3 separate regions of the Homo sapiens genome follow, and all the other regions are linked to region 3. Evidence: chromatin loops called from intact Hi-C (ENCODE). Cell type or tissue: OCI-LY7. All regions are shown on one strand. Each heading gives the region's core, and the rest is flanking DNA. Links, peaks and the distances in the headings are about the cores only.

The links. A loop is a pair of places that touch in the nucleus more often than their neighbours do. Peaks named below come from ENCODE experiments on the same cell type or tissue, not always from the same donor. Only the 100,000 strongest peaks of a DNase experiment are listed, where the experiment ranks them.
Region 1: it touches region 3 in a loop (3-fold over the local background); 6 of 110 quality-filtered maps call a loop at or near these places.
Region 2: a loop joins it to region 3, with 2.9 times the contacts of the local background. A loop is called at or near these places in 7 of 110 quality-filtered maps.

What each region holds. Positions count from the first base shown.
Region 1 is chr6:166,950,420-166,952,919 of GRCh38, forward strand. It overlaps RNASET2 (ribonuclease T2), which reads right to left. Exons shown (of 9, transcript NM_003730.6): 2 at 2,069-2,129. Among named protein-coding and RNA genes, the nearest start is that of RNASET2, 4.9 kb to the right of the region's middle. RefSeq lists enhancers at 103-1,022, 496-1,181. In OCI-LY7, for the core only: CTCF peaks have their summits at 1,135 (motif pointing left) and 1,338; DNase peaks (open chromatin) are centred at 42, 972 and 2,352; H3K4me3 peaks cover 2,419 bases; H3K27ac peaks cover 2,500 bases.
Region 2 is chr6:167,043,271-167,048,805 of GRCh38, forward strand. CEP43 (centrosomal protein 43) reads left to right here. Exons shown (of 13, transcript NM_007045.4): 13 at 1-5,535. Among named protein-coding and RNA genes, the nearest start is that of CEP43, 47 kb to the left of the region's middle. RefSeq lists enhancers at 4,356-4,505, 4,606-4,685. In OCI-LY7, for the core only: CTCF peaks have their summits at 2,774, 2,974 and 3,820; DNase peaks (open chromatin) are centred at 2,771 and 3,371; H3K4me3 peaks cover 908 bases; H3K27ac peaks cover 998 bases.
Region 3 is chr6:167,139,726-167,145,260 of GRCh38, forward strand. It overlaps LOC112267970 (a long non-coding RNA gene), which reads right to left and starts at 1,626. Exons shown (of 2, transcript XR_002956379.2): 1 at 1,302-1,626; 2 at 1-810. RefSeq lists enhancers at 3,003-3,931, 3,932-4,860. In OCI-LY7, for the core only: CTCF peaks have their summits at 2,634 (motif pointing left) and 2,854; a DNase peak (open chromatin) is centred at 2,636.

The DNA of each region.
Region 1 (2,500 bases), core at 1-2,500, 190 kb before region 3:
AAGAGCATAATTTGAGCCAGATAAGCAAAATTTCATTTTCGTTTGTCATCAGAAAAATCAGTGAGGAAGTAGAAGCGAAAGTCACTACCACTCAGTGCTAGAGGCAAAACATAAAGCCTGCGTGCTCCTGACAGAATGTGGTGCTAGCTCAGCAACACGGTCAAACACTTGAGAAGTGTGCAATGCACACCAGGGTCAGCTTGACACACCGAGCAGGGTACGCCCTGAGGTGCAGATCCAGGCAGTGTCCTGGCTCTGGGTGCTCCAATGAGAAGGGCCTGGACACTGACGCACTGAAGGGATGTGGGCATGGAGCAAAACGCAGCCAGATGATGAGGGGCCAGCCCGGAGGGCCGTGAGTGCCATGGGTGCCAAGCACAGCAAAGGAGGCAGGGAAGCTCTTGGGTCCTCTTCACTCACAGGACATGTTAATAAAATGTCCAATACATGGAGGGATGTAGGGACCAGCCCTACAGGGACTGTGGGTTTTTCTCCTCGTGTGGAGACGAGAGATTGTAGAAATAAAGACACAAGACAAAGAGACAGAAGAAAAGACAGCTGGGCCCAGGGGACCACTACCACCAAGACGCGGAGACCAGTAGTGGCCCCGAATGCCTGGCTGCACTGTTGTTTATTGGATACAAGGCAAAAGGGGCAGGGTAAGGAGTGTGAGTCATCTCCAATGACTGATAAGGTCACGTGAGTCACGTGTCCACTGGACAGAGGGCCCTTCCCTGTATGGCAGCGGAGGCGGAGAGAGAGAGAGGCCAGCTTACGCCATTATTTCTTCTATGCATTTCAAAGACTTTTAGTACTTTCACTAATTCTGCTACTGCTATCTAGAAGGCAGAGCCAGGTGTACTGGGTGGAACATGAAAGTGAAACAGCAGTGTGACTGCTGAAGCACAGCATCACGGGGAGATGGTTAGGCCTCCAGATGGCTGTGGGCAGGCCTGACTGATATGAGGCCTATCCACAAGAGGTATGGTGAAGCAGAGTCTGCTCTAACTCCCTTTCCCAGTCTGCTGAGTAACGGGTGCCTTCCCTAGGCACTGACGCTACCACTAGACCGAGGTCAGCTAAGTAATGGTTGCCTTCCCAGGCACTGGTGTTACCACTAGACCAAAGAGCCCTCTAGTGGCCCTGTCCGGGCGTGACAGAGGCTCACACTTGTCTTCTGGTCACTTCTCACCGTGCCCCTTCAGCTCCTATCTCTGTATGGCCTGGTTTTTCCTAGGCTGTAATTGTAGAGCAAGGATTATTATAATATTGGAATAAAGAGCAATGCTACAAACTGATGATTAATAATATTCATATATCATCATATCTATAATCTATTTCTAGTATAACTGTTCTCATTTTATATATTTTCTTTATTATACTGGAACAGCTTATGCCCTCGGTCTCTTGCCTTGGCACCTGGGTGGCTTGCCGCCCACAGAGGGAGGAGACAAACTGAGGCTTGCTGTGGGTTGAACCGTGTCCTCCCAGAAGATATATCCCTGTCCTAACCCCTCCTCCCATCTGTGAACATGACCCTACATGGACACAGGGTCTTTGCAGATGTCATCAAGAAAAGGTGATACCAGATTAGGGTGGGCCCTAAATCCAATTACTGGTGTCCTCATCAGAAGAGACAGAGAGACACAAAGTGGAGAACACACCGTGAAGGAGAAGGCAGAGATTGGGGTGATGGGTCAGCCCAGGAACGCAGAGGACCACGGGTCCTTACTAGAAGCTAGCAGAGAAACAGAACAAACTCTCTCAGAGCCTTCCAGGAGGAACCAACCCTTCTGACCCCTAGGTTGAAACTTCCCCTTCCAGGACCGTGAGAATAAATTCCTGAGGCTCTCAGCCACCCAGCTTGTGGCACTTTTGTTACAGCAGCCCTGGGAAGCTCACACACAGCCCTCCTGGAGGCAGTCTCTGCAGGAGACACCGCCCACCCGCCAGAGCGATGCCTACCTCCCGCACCAGCAGCGTGGGTGCCCTGGACGGGCACGTGCACACAAACCCCTCTTCACAGGGCTCCCCAGGCCCCAGGGCCCGTCAAGGCAGAAACACTCACCTCGCATACTGTCTCAGGCCAGTGCTGAACCATAATTAGTTTTTTCCACTCATGGTTGTCACTGTTAAAACATAAGAAACTTATTTTTCAAGAACTTTTTTTAAAGTTACAGAAAAAATTCATCCACCCATCCATCCCTTCAATCATTCATTCAGCACTGAGTGCTGTGGGAGGAGGAACACTGCCTGCCCTGCTGCTGCACACACTCCCGTGAGGAAGGCGGTACACCCCTACACTAAGAAGGCACGTGTGGTGGCGTCCAGTGCTGAGTGGCGGAGAACATGAATAGGATAAGGGGAGGAGGGGAGAGGAGGGGAAGCGGAGGCAGGGCAAGCTAGGAGTGCAGCCAGGGAGGGCCTCACTGAAGGGAAGCCACTGAGCCACGAAGCACCTTTCTCCTAAGGATGCTCAAGAGAAATGCAGACCCACGAT
Region 2 (5,535 bases), core at 1,425-3,924, 96 kb before region 3:
CTGTGGCATTGGGTGGGGAGGATTCCCGCCATCAGTTCTCTGTCCATGGGTGCTAGTCTCACCCCTGCCCTCCGAGCAGTCCGTGCTCCCAGTGTCCCTGTCCTCTTTTTTTTTTTTTTTTTTTTTTGAGGTGGAGTTTTGTTCTTGTTGCCCAGGCTGGAGTGCCATGGGGCGACCTCGGCTCACTGCAACCCCTGCCTTCTGGGTTCAAGTGATTCTCCTGCCTCAGCCTCCCAAGTAGCTGAGATTACAGGTGCCTGCCACCATGCCCAGCTAATTTTTATAATTTTTTTGTAGAGACGGGATTTCACCATGTTGGCCAGGCTGGTCTCAAACTCCTGACCTCAGGTGATCCACCCGCCTCAGCCTCCCAAAGTGCTGGGAATACAGGTGTGAGTCACGGTGCCCGGCCTAGTCTTCCTGCTCTAGGAAGGGACGTGTTTGGGGAGGAAATCCAGGGCAGCTACCTTTGTGAGTTGTCCTAATGCTGCGTTCAGAGTTCCACACGTTCAACAAGCATCTGACATTTAAGGAAAGTGAATGTATGTCATGAAAGACAGATGAACAAAGAACTGATCTTGAAGAAAATGTAATCAGGAAACGAGATAATTCAAGAACAAAAACCTGTGAAGGACTGAATGTGTCCCCCAAAATGTGTATGTCGAAACCTAATCCCACATAGGATGGAATTAGGTAGGGCCTCTGGAAGTTGATGAGATCATTAGCGCCCTTATAGGAGGCCCGGGAGAGCTGCTTTGCCCCTTCCAGCGTGTGAGGACACAGTGAGGAGGTGTTGCCTATGAGGAAACAGGCCCTCCCAGATGGTGAACCTGCCGGTACCTTGATCTTGGACTTAAGCCATCTGAGCTGTGAGCCCTACACTTCCATTCTTTATAAATTATCCAGTCCAAGGTACTTTAGGAACCTGAATGGATTAAGACAAACCTGATTATGCCACTCCGAGATTTGAGGTAACATTTGAATCTAAAAGAGGCTATATGAAAGAGGTTATAATAAAAATGATTTTTGACTAAAAAATTGTTGGCCTAAGATAATTCAGTAGCAGGGCTGAATAATGGGATGACTCAAAATCAGTAAGCTCAAAGGCAATTTCAAAGAAATCTTTATGTTTAGCAAGAAGACCAAGATGACAAGATGCGCCAGGAGACTTGGCCAGAGGACCTCCAGGCTGACAAAGTTTCCCCGAGGAAGTCAGATTGGAAAAGTGTCCTCAGGTTCAAGGAAACCTGGGTGTGCACCGGGTGAATGAGAGTGGCAGACAGAAGGAAACAGCAAGGCCTCTGAGGTAGGAGGGACAGCGTTTTTGAATGTGAAATTTATTCCCTGATACATGTTTTTAAAAATGAATCTTGCTGCCCTTAGAAAATGAACCCCCGAACAAGGTAAGGTCGAGCTGGCCCCTCGTGTCATCCGACTTTGCGTTGTGGCCCTGCCTGCAGAAACGTGTGCTCTGCTACAGCCCTGGGAGGAGGGGCCGGGCTCCCAACTCCTGCCCCGCTTCTAGCACATGCTGTGCTTGGCCACTTCTCTGCCTCTTAGTTTAACAGCAGCACTGGGCAAGGTTTGCCCTCTGCACACCAGACCGGCTTCCCAAGAACCGGGGAAGAGGAGAGGGCATGCCTGGGGCCTGAGCTTAGTGGGCCGGGTGGAGGCAGGAGGTACTGCATGGAGGAGCGTGGACAGTGGCATGCAGGAGGCCAGTCATTCTGCGGTTTTAGCTGGAGGTTTGTTTTTGGTAGTTTGTAGAATCATCAGATTTGATGATGAAACTTTTTTTCCATAAATGTTAAATTTTCAGACACTTGTATTTTTTTTTTCCTTTTTTTTTTTTGAGACTGAGTCACTGTCGCCCAGGCTGGAGTGCAGTGGTACTAGCTCGGCTCACTGCAACCTCTGCCTCCCAGGTTCAAGCGATTCTCCTGCCTCAGCCTCCTGAGTAGCTGGGATTACAGATGTGTTTCACCATGCCCGGCGAATTTTTTTTGTATTTTTAGTAGACACGGGATCTCACCGTGTTGGCCAGGCTGGTCTTGAACTCCTGACCTATGGTGATCCGCACCCCTCCCCGCCCCCCCCGCGGCCCAGCCTCCCAAAGTGCTGGGATTACAGGCATGAGCCACTGTACCCAGCCCTGTATTTTCTTTAAAAACCAATTTTGGGCCGGGCACGGTGGCTCACGCCTGTAATCCCAGCACTTTGGGAGGCCGAGGCAGGCGGATCACGAGGTCAGGAGATCGAGACCATCCTGGCTAACATGGTGAAAACCCATCTCTACTAAAAATACAGAAAAAAAATGAGCTGGGTGCGATGGTGGGTGCCTGCAGTCCCAGCTACTCGGGAGGCTGAGGCAGGAGAATGGCGTGAACCCAGGAGGCGGAGCTTGCAGTGAGCCCAGATCACGCCCCTGCACTCCAGCCTGGGTGACAGAGCGAGACTCCGTCTCAAAAACAACAACAACAACGAAAAAACGATTTTGGCATGTTTTGTAAGTTGCCAGACTATTGGATATACCTCTTAATCATACTTTGTTTGAAATCCTTTGTGGTTTCTAAAGCACTAGTAGCTTTCTGAAAGGAAAATTTTTAATGAATGAAGCATGCTTCATCCTGCACATCCCCTCCTGCCCCAGCACCCCTACTGCCCATGCGCCTCTCCTGCCCCAGCACCCCTACTGCCCCAGTGCCAGGCCTTTTCTAGCAGCTCTCATGGGTTCATCCCTGCTGCGGGCATTGCTCCACCAAGGGGCAGTGCTCTCCCTGCCGGTAAGTGTTGGAACTTCACGTTTCCCTCTAGTTTTCTCTTTACATTTTAACATACACTATTATGTGTCAATATATTAATTATATATTAATTACATTTATAGAGGTTAGGTATATATGGCAGATCATATCTGAGCGTGAATTACATTCTCCAATATTTTTATTTGTCATGATTTATTGCAGGGTTCACTTATTTGATCTACCCCAACTTAACACACATTTCCAAGAAAATATCCATCACACTAGAAAGAAAGAAAGAGGAAGGAAGGAAGGGAGGGAGGGAGAGAAGGAGAAAGGAAGAAAGGGAAGGAAAATGGAATGGAGGAAGGGAAAAATGGAAGGAGGAAGGAAGGAAGGGAAAGAATGAAGAAAGCCATTTGTTCCTGCAAACCTAAACCTCTTTGTAGTAAGTTCTGGCAGAAGGTGTGTTTCTGGAGTTAAACTACAGGCTTGGAAATGGAATTTCTTAGCCTAATTTCTAAATTAGAACTGCTTATGCAAATTAACACTCCGTACATTTCAACAAGCAGTTGGCTGATTTCTTCTGTCCACTCCACCTGCAGATGCAGAGGTGGCCCCATCCTGTGATGTGCCACCACATCCCTTTTCAGTGAAGGGCTTTGTTGGCTGCTGTGGGCATTCTCATGGCCTCTCCAGGGATGGCCTCCACTGTAGAGACCTATGTCACCAAGGCCAGGCCCTCTCAGGGGGCTCCATCCAACGACCATTCTGCCTCAGGGTAAGAGGCCCGGCCCTCTCAGCCTGAGTCCATTCTGGCTCCAGAGCTCCCTGAGAGCTTGCCTGGCAAGTTACTCTTGCAATTCTAGCTTCCAGCAGGCGTTGATTTCTGGGGCACTTTTGATAAACTCCTGGCAGGAAACTCAATCTCTGGGGGTCAGAGTCCACTTCCTGGGGAGCCCAATCTGTGACCCCTAGGAGTGGGGACCATGGAAGCACTTGGCTCTCCAGCATGTGCTGAATAGGGGGCGCTGCCTGCAATGTCCACGTGGAAACCTGGCTGGGAGAATGCCTGTGTGCTCTGCATGGGGATGTAAAGGTGTGAGCAAACCTTCTTCAGAGAGGGGATGTTCAATGCGAAATTTGAACATTGGGACCTGAAAAACTGATGGGCTGATGGGGTCTGCCCATGATTGGCAGCCTTCATAGAATCACGAGGGAGGAGCACAGGCCACCCTAGACAGGAGGGGTCCCCTACTGACAGGGAGGTGCTGTCGGGGCAGCAGGCACGTGCAGGAAAACGGAAAAGCAGAGTAATTGAATGTAAATCATGCAACTCCACTACAGTGGCTAGAAGCCTGGATGGGCAACTTGGCTGAGTGATGTTGGGCAAGTTATTTAATATCAGTATTCTCAGTTTTCTCATCTGTAAAGGGGATTAAATACTTCCTTCCCTTACAGGGCTGCCCTGGTCTTAAGTAATGCCCACAGAGAGCTTAGCATTGTTCTTGGCAAGTCACTAGTACTCAGTAAATACTATTTTTATTAAGAAGGTAAGATTCACAGGACTTAGTGTCTTAACTAGATGTTGAGAGTAAGGAGAAGAGAGAATACTTCTCGGATGATTGTTCAGTTTCTGATGAATGTCTGTTCCCCTTTCAAAACCTAATTCAGATGTCACTTCCTCCTCAAAGCTCTCGCCCCGCGCCGAGCTACTGTGATGTATTTTTATGACCTGGCAGCTTTTTTCTCATATCCCTGTTAGCGGTATGTGGTAAGAACATGAGACACAGAATCAGAAACCATGGATTTCTGGTCTTGACTCCACTACCACTCAGAGGAACCTCACGGTGGATGCCGTAAGTGTTTACACTGAAAAGGATTTTCACGAAAACCTGCATTTTCATTTCGTTCACAAGAGAATTATGAGACTAGAAAAACAACAATTCTTAGTATACCACAGACTGTGGTGCCTAGGAATAACAGACAAGCTTTAACTCACACGATGAGCATCTTTATTTAGCTCTGCTTTTAGATATCTGCATGATAAAGATGAGTGATCCAACGTTAGAAATCATCTGGACATTAAAACTGAATTGTAGGCAGGCGTGGTGGCTCACACCTGTAATCCCAGCACTTACGGAGACCAAGGCGGGCAGATTGCTTGAGCTCAGGAGTTTGTGAGACTAGCCTGGGCAACATAGTAAGACCCCTATCTCTACAAAAAATATAAAAATTAGCTAGGCATCATGGCCTGTGCCTGTAGTCCTAGCTATTGAGGAAACTGATGCAGGAGGATCATTTGAGCTCAGGAGTTTGAGACCATTCTGGGCAATACGGTGAAACCCTGTCTCTACAAAAAAATGCAAAGATTAGCTAGGCATGATGGCACATGCCTGTGGTCCCAGCTACTCGGGAGGCTGAGGCAGGAGGATTGCAGGAGGTTTGCTTGAGCCGGGGAGGTCGAGTCTGCAGTGAACTGAGATTGCATCACTGCACTACAGCCTGGGTGACAGAGTAAGACCCTATCTCAAAAAAAAGAACTAATTGTAACAAACTATCTTTCAAATTATATCAAAACAGTGATTCATAAATTCCATGTTGCCCAGAGATCATGAGGAGCTCTTCTATGATTTGACAGTGCAATTACTGAAGGGGAAGACACCATGCAAATACATGGTAAAAATATTCAAATTATTACTGATTTGACACAAAATATTGATGTAAATAACATAAAACTGTAATATGCCATTATGATGACATTAATGAAAAATTGGTTAATGAATGTCATTGAAAG
Region 3 (5,535 bases), core at 1,461-3,960:
CAAACATTATTCTATATGTTTGGTGGGGACATCAGCTATCTGCGCTTGTCAGAATTGTCTATTAATAGGGGCAATGTGTTAGAACCTCCAAGTATTCAATTATTTCTGGATACGTGAGATCTTACTGTATGTAAATCTCAACATTTAGGTACTTAAGTATTACCTTGCAAACTGTACGTGATTTGCTTCTCAGGACAGACAGACTGGATTTTAAATGAGGCCAGAAAAACACAATATTTTCAAATCCTTTTAAGACTTGTGGTGATGTGTGCAAATTACAGGCATTCTGGAGATATGTGTACAGAGAATGTGGTCTCAATGAACGCAGTGTACATGCTATAGTCTGCTAGGACATTAGTTTGCTGGGGCTGCCCTAACAAAATACTACAGACTGAGTGGCTTAAACAACACATTTATTTCTCACATTTTTAGAGGCTGGTTAAGGTGTTGGCAGGGTTGGTTTCTCCTGAGGCCTCAAATGGCTTTTCCTCTGTGAGCTGACGCTTCTTATAAGGACACTAGTCAGATTGGATTACAGCCCACCGAAAAGGCCCTTTTAACTTAATCACCGGTTTAAAATCCCAGTCTCTAAATATCACAACTTTCTGAGATACTGAGGGTTGGGACTTTGACATATGAATTTTAAGGGGACACCATCCAGCCCCTAACATCTATTTCCCTGAAGGTGGGGCATATTTTCCTATTAAAGTTAACCTGAAACATGTGAGAATTTCTTTGTACATACTTTCCGCCTTTCCAATAAGTTATGTTCCAAACATTCATTCCCATTTCGGCTTTTCAGGTGCAGACCTCACAGAGAGATGACAGAGAAGGGTTGTGGTCCCCAGTGAGACAACGCCTGCCTATCTAACCTGCACAGCCTTGAGCTCCAGCACCCACCCGTGCACAGCCTTGAGCTCCAGCACCCACCCGTGGTGCAAGTTTCAGTATCTGATCCCAGTGGTTCACCTACTGCCCTGACCTCTGCCCTGAGGTGTGGCATCTCCTCCCTTCCCAGTTCTCTGACAGGGAAGTGGGGAATTTCCCCAAGTCTGAGTGGCCTCCATATTCAAAGCAGAGACATCCCCCTCTCAGCTGTGGACCTAGGGATGGTGATCTCAGCTGTGGCAGCAGAAAGCAGCTGTGATAGCCCAGGGGAGGCCAGGCCCTATTCTGCCCCCTATTTGTATAAACAGAGCATTCAAGGCTCATGACTTCAGCGGGGCTCTCTGTTGTCTTAATCTCATTCTTGGGGCACATTCTCCTGTAGGACACAGAAGGAGGTGGCATTTTACATTTACCATTAGATGATTTGAGTCATTGCAGCCTCACAGCACAGCTGCCCTGATGCATTCTACATTCTGCTGGCTGCTGTGTGGAGAACCTGACATGTTCATGGTCTTTGTGCTCAGGGATTTCACGGAATAAAGAGGCTGCAGCATTCGGATGAAGGCCACCCTCGCTCTGGCATGTTTGCAGAGCTTGGGGTGGTCTGCATTCTACATTCCGCTGGCTGCTCTGAGAATCTGATGCACTCAGTCTTTGTGATCTCACAGAATAAAGAGGCTGCAGCATTCGGACGAAGGCCCCTCGCTCTGGTGTGTTTGCAGAGCTCAGGGTGGTTTGCTGTGACCTGATTTCATGCTTATGACTCAGTATGCACAGCTGCAATCTTCTTCCTTGTGTTGCATTTGCCAATAGCATGATATTCCTGATGCCTTATTTAGGTAAATCCATATAAGAGCTAAGGCAGGAACGATTTATTTTCTACTTCTTGGCTGATTCCTCTCTTCATTGAGAGTCCAGGTGGACAGTCAGGAATGATGGGCAGAGTGCTGTTCTCCTCACCTCGAGGCTGTCCTCAGCACAAGGGAGCTGTTGTACCTCCTTCCAGCCCATTTCCATTCTAGACAACAAGAAGCAGGATGCGGGAAGCAGGTGGCCTTAAAGACACAACTGGAAAGCTGTGGAAATCATTTCTGCTCCCAAGGTGGGAGCCTTCACTTAGTCACATGGTTACAGCCAGGTGAAAGAAAGTCTGGGATGCTCTTCAGCGGGTGGCCGTGTGTCCATGTGCACGCAGTAATCACAAACACACCATGTAAGAAGGGGGAGAGATACTGAGAAAACCACTTTCATGGAGGGGAGGCAGCCGGACTCCTCTCTTTAACCAGAGGGGAGGGTCTGCATCTCCCCAGCTGTAGGTAAGCGGTAGCCGAGGCAGCCCACTAGGCCAAGGCCACTCAGGAGATATGGCTGGCCCTGTGCAGCAAGTCTAGGGTCACCTGGGATGCGCCCTGTACACAGGGGCCTCTTCTCCTGTAGCCCACTAATAATTACCACAGTGCCCACAGCCGGTCCATCTAAATGTTCAGAATACTGTATTTAGAATTAGTGTTAACATTTGAATAAGGTTTCATTTTTCTGCCTAACATTGAAAGATGAACTGGATTCTTGGATGTCACATAACATTTTGGGGTCCCCTTTCTGAACCTAGAATGTAAATAGATGAGCTAGCACTTCTCTTCACGCCAGTGGGGAGCAAATGCGATTCCTAAAGTCCTGGCTTCACCAGGAGCCGAGCTCCTGAGCCTTCCAGGGGTGCCTCTGCCCTGGACAGGGCGCTGCTGCCCTCTGGTGCGCGAGCCGCCTCCCAGCGCCTGCACCTGCTCCTGGAGACGCTCACCTTCCCGGCTGTTGCCCTAATTCTGCAACGTGTCAAAGGACAAATGTCACATGTATGTCTTAGCGGGGAAACTCTACAGTTTATTTTGGATAATAAGTATGTGAAATTAATACAATCTTATACTATCTTCTTGCACCCGTGGCGTAAAATCTTCAGAAAAATATCACTGCACTATTGCTGCTGTTCATTTTTCTCCTTGTTGCTTTTAACATTCACAATAGTAGATTGGCTCTTTCCTTTTTATTTTATTTTATTTTTTTGCTATGTGAACATATACATAGCAGAATAAATATATGTATAAATCAGGAAATACAGCATCTATATATTTTTATGGCAGATAATGTAGAATGACTTTTAGGATATTAAGTTAATAAAAAGAAGATATGTAAAATGATGTAATCTCTACTCACCAAGAATTCATTATGCAAGTCCAAAATTAAGGAGAAAGGTAAATAAACATTCCAGGCAACCTCCCTTTTCCACCTTTGTGAATCACGGCACATCTGATTGTGCACTAGGATGGCAGAGGAGTGTGTGTGACCCTGGGCGAGCTGGCTTTCATGGTGGTCCTTGCTGCCTTTGGGCCCCCAGGTGTCCAGGTGGGGCAGGAGAGGTGGTGCTGCCTGGAGGCAGCCTCTCCTTAGGAAAAGCCTTCTCAGGACCCCTGTCCCTCTAGTCCTCTGCAGACCTGACTTGACACCATCTCACACGGATGCATGAGAGGCCGTGGCCAGGGGTGCCCTCTGAGAACCAGCCCCCTGGCCCTGTCCTTCAGCCTTCTGGGCCTCCTTACTTACTTTTCTCCAGGGAATGTGATAGAGACAACGTGGCTGGCGGCGGGGCTGGGGGTGCAACCAGGGGAGAGCTCGTGCTCTGAGATCTCTCCCGTTAGCTGTTTGCTCTGCTCGCCGCTCACTCTAACCAGCTACAGAGCATCTATTCTGTGGTGTGGGCAGCTGCCCACCACCCTTGCCTCCTGGGTCCATGGCTGAGCCACCTTGTGCAGCCCCTGGGGACTCTGTGGGGCATGGGACTGAGGTCTGGCTGGAGATGCCTGAACACAGGTGAAACGCATCATTTCCAGGTCTGGTGCACAAAACCACTCGCTTTCTCCTGAAGGCCGGAGGGAGCAGGCACAGGAGACCTTGGAAACAGCTGCTGGAAACAGCAGAACCTGAATACACTGACCCTCCATGTGCCTGGTGCTACTGTGTGAGCAAGAAATGAACTTCTGTTGGGTTTGAGTCAACCTACATTGAATTTTGTTTCATGATTTACTCATCCGAGGCATGGGCCATCGTTCTGAGCTGTCCCCAGGCCTGACTCTCCATGGCTCTGGCTGAGGTCCTTCCACCCGCCCTCCTTCCTCCCCACTCACGTGTGCCCATCAGCCTTGGTGGAAGCTTTGCTCAGGAGATGTGGTGTTGCAGGGGCTCTGCCATCTTCTGTGGCCAGTTCCAGGGCCCAGGGCATTGGCTCTCCCCCAACCCTTTGTCGCCAGTTTCAAAGGTGGAAGCCACCCTCCCCAGCAAAGGTGGACCTGGCCTGGGCTGTGCCTGTTGATTGTCCTAAACTCCACTCCCTAGCGGTGCTGCACACCCACACCCCTGCCCTGGGCCTGCCGTGGGTCAAGTGGAAGATTGTTCCCATCAAATAGTAAAGAGGAAAGTGAGATGGATGCAAATCCCAAACCCCACTTCCGTATTCTGCCCTCTCTCCACCTGGTCTTCTGCCTGTTTCCAATGCTCCCATTCACTCTGGAGCCCCTGGAGTTTGGCCCCTGCCCCCATCCCACCAAGCTGTCTTCAAGAAGGCTGCCCTGTGCCCTATGCAGCCAATGCAGCAGACGCCTCTCAGCTGCCTCCTGCAGGTAGCACGAGCCCTTCTCCAGGGCCCGGGCAGTGGGCTTTGCTCTCCTCCCTCTCAGGTGGGCAGCTCCATCTCTGCCTCACTTTGGCCCCTCCAACTTTATTTGACCCTGACATGCAGTGGTGCTCCTGACGCCAGGTGGGGTTTCTCTTTCTCCTCTCCCTGCATCCTCTCCCCAGGCCACCCTATCTCCCCTGGACTTCAGGACGGCACACAGGCCGATGGCACCAGCATGTGCATCTCAACTCTAGATCTTCCTCAAGGACCCTGCCAGGCCTGACCCCGTGCAGTCCTCATTGCCCCTCTCCTCCATCTTCTTCCCTTCCTGCTGCAAGTCCGGCCCCATGGCTGTGCCCCTTCTTCCCTAGGTCATGTCTTCCCTGCCCTGGGACAGCCGCCTCTACCTGGCACTCATCTCTGGCTCCTCGGCGTGGATCAGGTGGGCTCACCCTGCAAGGTTGTACATGTGGACCCTCCTGCCAATGCTGCACCCTCTTCTTGGCCTCCTTGCTTCACATACACTCACCTATCTGCCTGTTCATGGATTTGTCCTGTGCATCTTACTTTCCATAGCCTGTGTCCCCAATGGAGGTGAAGCAGAGTTAGGGATGCATTGTGTCATAAGGAGTCATGCACTCAAGACCTACATGCAGTTATTATGCAGGTAAAGAAAAGGCTCTTAGTACCACTTCAAGGGCCATGTCCGTCCAACCATCCTTGACTTCTTGGTTTGGGCTGCACTTGTGATTCCATTGTGCTTTGTAAATAAATACCACCTAGAGCAATTACAAATGCATCACCTTTATTTTTGTTTGCATGATAAGAGGCCCCTAAAGTGAGTTCTTTGGCAGGGAATAGCTTTTCAATTCTGAGTCCCTAGTTTGAGAAACATCCATCAGGCATATAATTGTCACTCAGATGTTTTCTTCTGCGTAAACTCTTCAGTCCAATCTACAGCATGAACATCACTGTTCCAGGCT